Regions from separate parts of the Homo sapiens genome. Here region 2 is linked to region 1. Evidence: read pairs that join two places in POLR2A ChIA-PET (ENCODE). Cell type or tissue: GM12878. All regions are shown on one strand. Each heading gives the region's core, and the rest is flanking DNA. Links, peaks and the distances in the headings are about the cores only. Region 1 has its middle 81 kb from the start of LINC01170. Region 2 has its middle 33 kb from the start of CEP120.

Evidence for each region. ChIA-PET counts read pairs that join two places held together with the same protein. Peaks named below come from ENCODE experiments on the same cell type or tissue, not always from the same donor. Only the 100,000 strongest peaks of a DNase experiment are listed, where the experiment ranks them.
Region 2: POLR2A ChIA-PET joins it to region 1 with 5 read pairs; 1 of 35 experiments calls an interaction of 5 or more read pairs at or near these places.

Annotation. Positions count from the first base shown.
Region 1 is chr5:124,518,355-124,521,282 of GRCh38, forward strand. No RefSeq gene overlaps it. Among named protein-coding and RNA genes, the nearest start is that of LINC01170, 81 kb to the left of the region's middle. In GM12878, for the core only: no CTCF peak of the experiment used is centred there; a DNase peak (open chromatin) is centred at 1,337.
Region 2 is chr5:123,454,615-123,457,542 of GRCh38, forward strand. No RefSeq gene overlaps it. Among named protein-coding and RNA genes, the nearest start is that of CEP120, 33 kb to the left of the region's middle. In GM12878, for the core only: no CTCF peak of the experiment used is centred there; a DNase peak (open chromatin) is centred at 1,195; H3K27ac peaks cover 402 bases.

The sequences.
Region 1 (2,928 bases), core at 128-2,627:
TTGAATCCTAGCATTGTAATGCCAAAGCACGAGAACTGCTTGGATTCACCTACAGCAGGAGATGTGATAGGAAGGAATATCCTCATTAATTGAGGAGGAGGCTGCAGATGGAGAGGTTGTCCCTTCAGTAGCAGAAGTCCTGTCCTATAGTACTGGTGGTAGTGACATTCTGGTCAGGCTGCTTCTGCTAAAACATGACGGCACTACTCCCTGATTGTTGACTCTCCTGGCTTCTGTCCACTTTCCCAATTCTAGTTCTTCAATCTCCTATCAATTCTGAAGCCCCCAAGAACTTTGTGAAATTTCACCTATTTGCTTAACGACACTGGAGACCATTTGTGTCCCTCACAACTAAAAGATTCCTAATGAACTTAGAGATTGTGGCTGATAATTAGATAGTTTGCTACTGTAAGCAGAATATATTTCTTCTTAACAGAGCTTGCCTGGTTTGACCATTGAGCTGCCTAAAGCATGTTATTGTTTCTATAGTGTCAACAAATATGCTATCCCATTTCATCCTCTCATTGATCCCAGAAGGGCACAAGATATAAAAATATAAATATTTCCAGCTGGGCATGGAAGCTCACATCTGTAACTCCATATTTCCAGCTAGGCATGGCAGCTCACATCTGTAATCCCAACACTTTGGGAGGCCGAGGCAGGAGGATCACTTGAGGCCAGGAGTTTGAGACCAGCTTGATCACATAGAGAGATCTTGTTTCTACAAAAAATTCAAAAATTAAACAGGCATGGTGGCTTGCGCCTGTAGTTCTAGCTACTTGGGAGGCTGAGGGGAGTGGATCACTTGAGCCCAGGAGTTTGAGATTGCAGTGGGCTAGGATTGCACCACTGTACTCCAGCCTGGGTAAAAGAGTGAAACCCTGTCTCCAAAATAAAAAAAAAAAGAAAAGAAAAATAAATAAATATTTCTAACTCAGTGGTGGTAAATTTAAGGTTCCCAGATAGTAATTGACTTGACCAAGGTCAATGCAGTATTAAGGAATAAATCAAGATTCATAACCAGAACTGATCTATGTTCAGTCCTTTTTTACTATACCACTTTGTCTTCTCCAAAGGAGTTGCTTTAACTGCAATAGCCCAACATAGAAAAGGCTTTTTTATCAGCAGATGGAAGGGAATGCTCCTGAAATTTTGCCCAAAGGACTGGCCCCTTGCTTGTACAGGCATAAGTAATCACCAGCTTGCTTAATTCTAGCTCTGCACATTGCCATGACTCAGTGCCACTGGCTCTCCAACAGGATATAAATAGACCCTCAGAGGAAAAGCAGATTCATGACAATTAACAGTCTATGTGGTATAGCACAGCCACAGAAACTAAATGGCTATACCGATTGTGCCCCCTTAAAAGGTGTAAAACTTCCTCTTTCATATTTCATTTCAGCCTGTAACTTTTTTGACATTGTCATATCACCTCCCCGTCCCTGCTATTTTGACTTCTTCCGGATCTGGATGCAGTATGAATTCTAGAAGTACAAATTCTTTAAAATGCCACCCAAGAGGCTTAATCTATTTTCTAAATTTCCACCTGTCTGAAGTCTGTCCTGTACACCTTCTTCTAATCTAAACACTTGTTTTTTAGTGTTGCTTCTTAAAAGAACGAGCAGGCCTTAAAAGCTGATGTTTTGGCAAAGACAGAGTACAGGAAAAGTTACCTGAACTAAGCAACTTGGAGAAACAAGTTTGAAAGATAGTTCCCCAGCTGCAAGTGGTGTGTGAGGGGTAGACCACACCTGGGTCTGAGGGTTGGTTAAGCTAGTGAGTGAGTATCAGAGATGGATTAAAATGACTGTGGCTATAAGGAAGATGAATAGAGCAAGAGCATGAATAATGACACCAGAATAACAGGCATATTTCCATTCCTCTTTATACACAATTGAGCCACTAGAATTTGAAAGCAGACTTGTAATTGCTAGAGAACCTCACTCATTAGAAGGAGTAATTTTGAAGGGGAACATTCCTAGGGATTGAAGATGGTATAACAACTGTGTGAGACTCCCCTAAGAAGTGTGTGAAAGAGGAGACTAGCAGTGAGCAACTCTACTTCCTGCTACAATTCACTGTGGACAGGGAACAACTCCTATGGAACTTCATGAAGGAGGCCTAAACCTCTGTCATCCACTGGGTTTTGTGAGCAGCCCCATTCTGCTTTCTATCATGGAGAGTAACAAGAAATTGAAAATGAATATGAGTTTTGTGGCTTACAGATATGTAAACATTCATATCCTTCACAGAGGCCGGGCACGGTGGCTCACGCCTGTAATCCCAGCACTTTGGGGGGCCGAGGCGGACGGATCACCAGGTCAGGAGATCAAGACCATCCTGGCTAACACTGTGAAACCCCGTCTCTACTAAAAATACAAAACATTAGCCGGGCTCGGTGGCGGGCGCCTGTAGTTCCAGCAACTAGGGAGGCTGAGGCAGGAGAATGGCGTGAACTTGGGTAGCGGAGCTTGCAGTCAGCCGAGATAGCACCACTGCACTCTGGCCTAGGCGAAAGAGCGACACTCCGCCTCAAAAAAAAAAAAAAGAGTTAGATCGCAGAAAATTAAAAAAAGATAACAGCCAGAAAAAAAATGGTATATAGCCCACATCCCTGGGGTAGGGCCAGCAGTAAAAATGGAAGAGAGAGAGCAGGGAAGCCTACTTGTGACCCTTTAACATGACTGAAACGATTCTGCCATCCAGACTACCCAAAGAGATTCACTTTATCAGTCAGTGTTTTTTACTGCAGACAACAGAATCTATTATTGATAATATAAAGAGAAAGGGAATTATTATAGAAAGTAACCGAGCTCACAAAGCCATTGGGTGATTTGAAAGAACAGGCTCTAAACAGAAATTTCAGAAACAACTTCCTTAGCTCCTCCAGAGAAGTGCCACATTAAAAGATTTGGTTGCAACACAGGC
Region 2 (2,928 bases), core at 1-2,500, 1.1 Mb before region 1:
TAGACAGAAAAGGAAATTAATCTACATGAAACTCTAAGGGAAAAATGTAGGTTTACAAGTAGTGAGGAATGGCGAACTATTTTTTTTTTTTCTGCAGGACATTTCTGATGAGTCATGTTTATATGCACAAGTATGTATACCCACTGTTACTACAGGCATAGTAGAGATACAGTTGGCTGCAGGCTGTACACAATAATCTGAAGCCTGGCTGTAAACCTTCTCTTCACATTAATCTGCCACACACTCTGATGATTAGGAATCCCTGATCCACTAATAATCTTTTCTACTATGAATATATAGCTGAACAATTTGTGATTACAGTTGCTAATATATCCTGAAGTACATCTAACCTCCAGTTGATGTCCCATCTGGTGGTGTTTCCAGTTTTGTGAGCTTTATCTCTGAATCAACTTTAATAGAAAATAGTAAGGTCCTGAAGCACTAGTAGTCACTTGGTTCTGGAACCCTATTTATCTCTGCATTTCAATAATGGGCATTTTTATGTAATGCCAATGAGCAGGGAATGTTCACAGAATGCACTATGTAGGGATTCCCTAATATCTGCGTTGTAGCAGCATCTAACCATGTGCCATTCAAGCATATTGTAAGCAAAAGGGATGGATTAGCCCAGTGTGGAACAATTAGAAATGAGCCAGCTTGCCTGAAACAAAGGCTACGGAAAGAGATTAAGAGTAGAGACATCTGCTTACCATCAAGGGTAGACTATAAATAGCAGTAGCAGCCTGAAACCAGAAAGTGATATATATATATATATATATATATATAAATGGAAAGGTCTATTGTTCACATACAAACTTTCCAAAACCATCACGACTGCCCCATCATCATTATCACTAATATTCCTTTGCAAATATTTATATTTAATATGCATTGAAAAATCAGGTTGCTTGTTTTAACATAAAACCAGAGTGTGTGATATAGGATGGTATATATTATTTTCAAATTTTAAAAGGAAAAAGAAAGCTCATAAAGGAATTACCCCAGTTATTCAGAGAGTTCAAATGTTTCTGTTTTGGTTATCCATCCTCTCTGATACAGCTCACAGGGAAGCTTCAAGTAGTTAGGAACTAAAAGGTATAAACCAATATTCACCGAGTCTTCTGAAAACACCATGACTTGCAGTTTCACAATTTTAAGAGACAGCACCCTGCAATACCATACTGTGCTTGAACATATGCAAAGAAGGATAATTATAACCATTTTTCAGTCTTGTGCAACTAGAAGTGGAGATATTGCACCCGATCTGCAAACTTCATTATGAGGCCACTAGGGTGTCCATCACTGTCAAATTCCTATTGGCATTTCAATTAAAGAGGAAGGATGGGGAGAGGGAAAGGGAAGTGAAAGGAGGACAAATATTATTCCTAGAAAATAGGCTCAGATATTTGTACTTAATATTTTCTACATTTTGATTATTTGGCAAGTGCCATGGGAGAGAGTGATGTCCAACTTTGCTTGTCATTTATCTCAGCTTATCCTTTGTTCCCAGTCACAGACTCAACTGGAAGCACTGTGCAAATTACCCCATGATGCAAGCATGCACTTAAGCCAATGGGTTATTTTGTATTTGAAGATGTCCCACCAAATTAATAACTTATTATTTATTGAGGGTTTTTTTCCACCAAAGGTGTACTAGATTTTCACCTAATAATCTATATACACTTATTCAGTTCCTGCCTGTGACCAAAGGCCAATTTTTTTTTTTTATCAGGTGCTTACCCAGGGCATGGAGTACAATGTATGATCACGTGGACAGATATTCTCCATAAAGTAAGAGGAAAATCACATGGAGAGTGAATCTTTGACCTAAGACTCATAAATACAAAGCACTTGCCAACTGAACTAGTGGCTAAAGAGAAAGAAAGCATTTCCAATTAGGAAATAAACCTGGTTTCACAATACTGTCTATCAAATATTAAGGGATTCTCAGCACTTTTGTCCCAGGTCAAATAATTCTAAACTTTTATTCTTTACTCAGAAAGCTCTCATTTCCAGAGACTAAACAACCAAGCACATCTGTGAATCTTGATTAAATCCTTATTTTAAAAATTGTAAAGACATTTTTGGGATGATTGGAGAAATTTGAAAATGATTATATTAGGTAAATTAGTGTTATATTTTGGAATTACTATTATATGTGCAAATTACTGTTCTATTTCTTAGGGACCATAATGCTATTATAGTTTTATATGAAAATATCCCATCTTCTTAGAAATTACAGCTGAAATATTTAGAGGTGAAGTGTGATGTCTGTAACTTTCAAATGTATATACACACACACACAAAGGAACTATTGCAAATTATTAACAAGGTGGTGGGTTATTTATTTTGGTATTCTTTCAACCTTTCTATATGTTTTAAAATTTCCATAATAAACATTTTGGAACAGTAATTTCTCTTTCTCAAGTTAGGGCAGCTCAATGGAAACAAAAACCAAAAAAAGCCACCACTCCAGGCATTGCCAATGTTAATGGAGATGAGAACACCTCTCCTAAGTTACGTTGCAAAGAAAAATAAATTTGGATGATCAAGTGGGCTTCATCCCTGGGATGCAAAGCTGGTTCAATATACGCAAATCAATAAATGTAATCCAGCATATAAACAGAACCAAAGACAAAAACCACATGATTATCTCAATAGATGTAGAAAAGGCCTTTGACAAAATTCAACAACGCTTCATGCTAAAAACTCTCAATAAATTACGTATTGATGGGACATATCTCAAAATAATAAGAGCTATCTATGACAAACCCACAGCCAATATCATATTGAATGGGCAAAAACTGGAAGCATTCCCTTTGAAAACTGGCACAAGACAGGGATGCCCTCTCTCACCACTCCTATTCAACATAATGTTGGAAGTTCTGACCAGGGCAATTAGGCAGGAGAAGGAAATAAAGGATATTC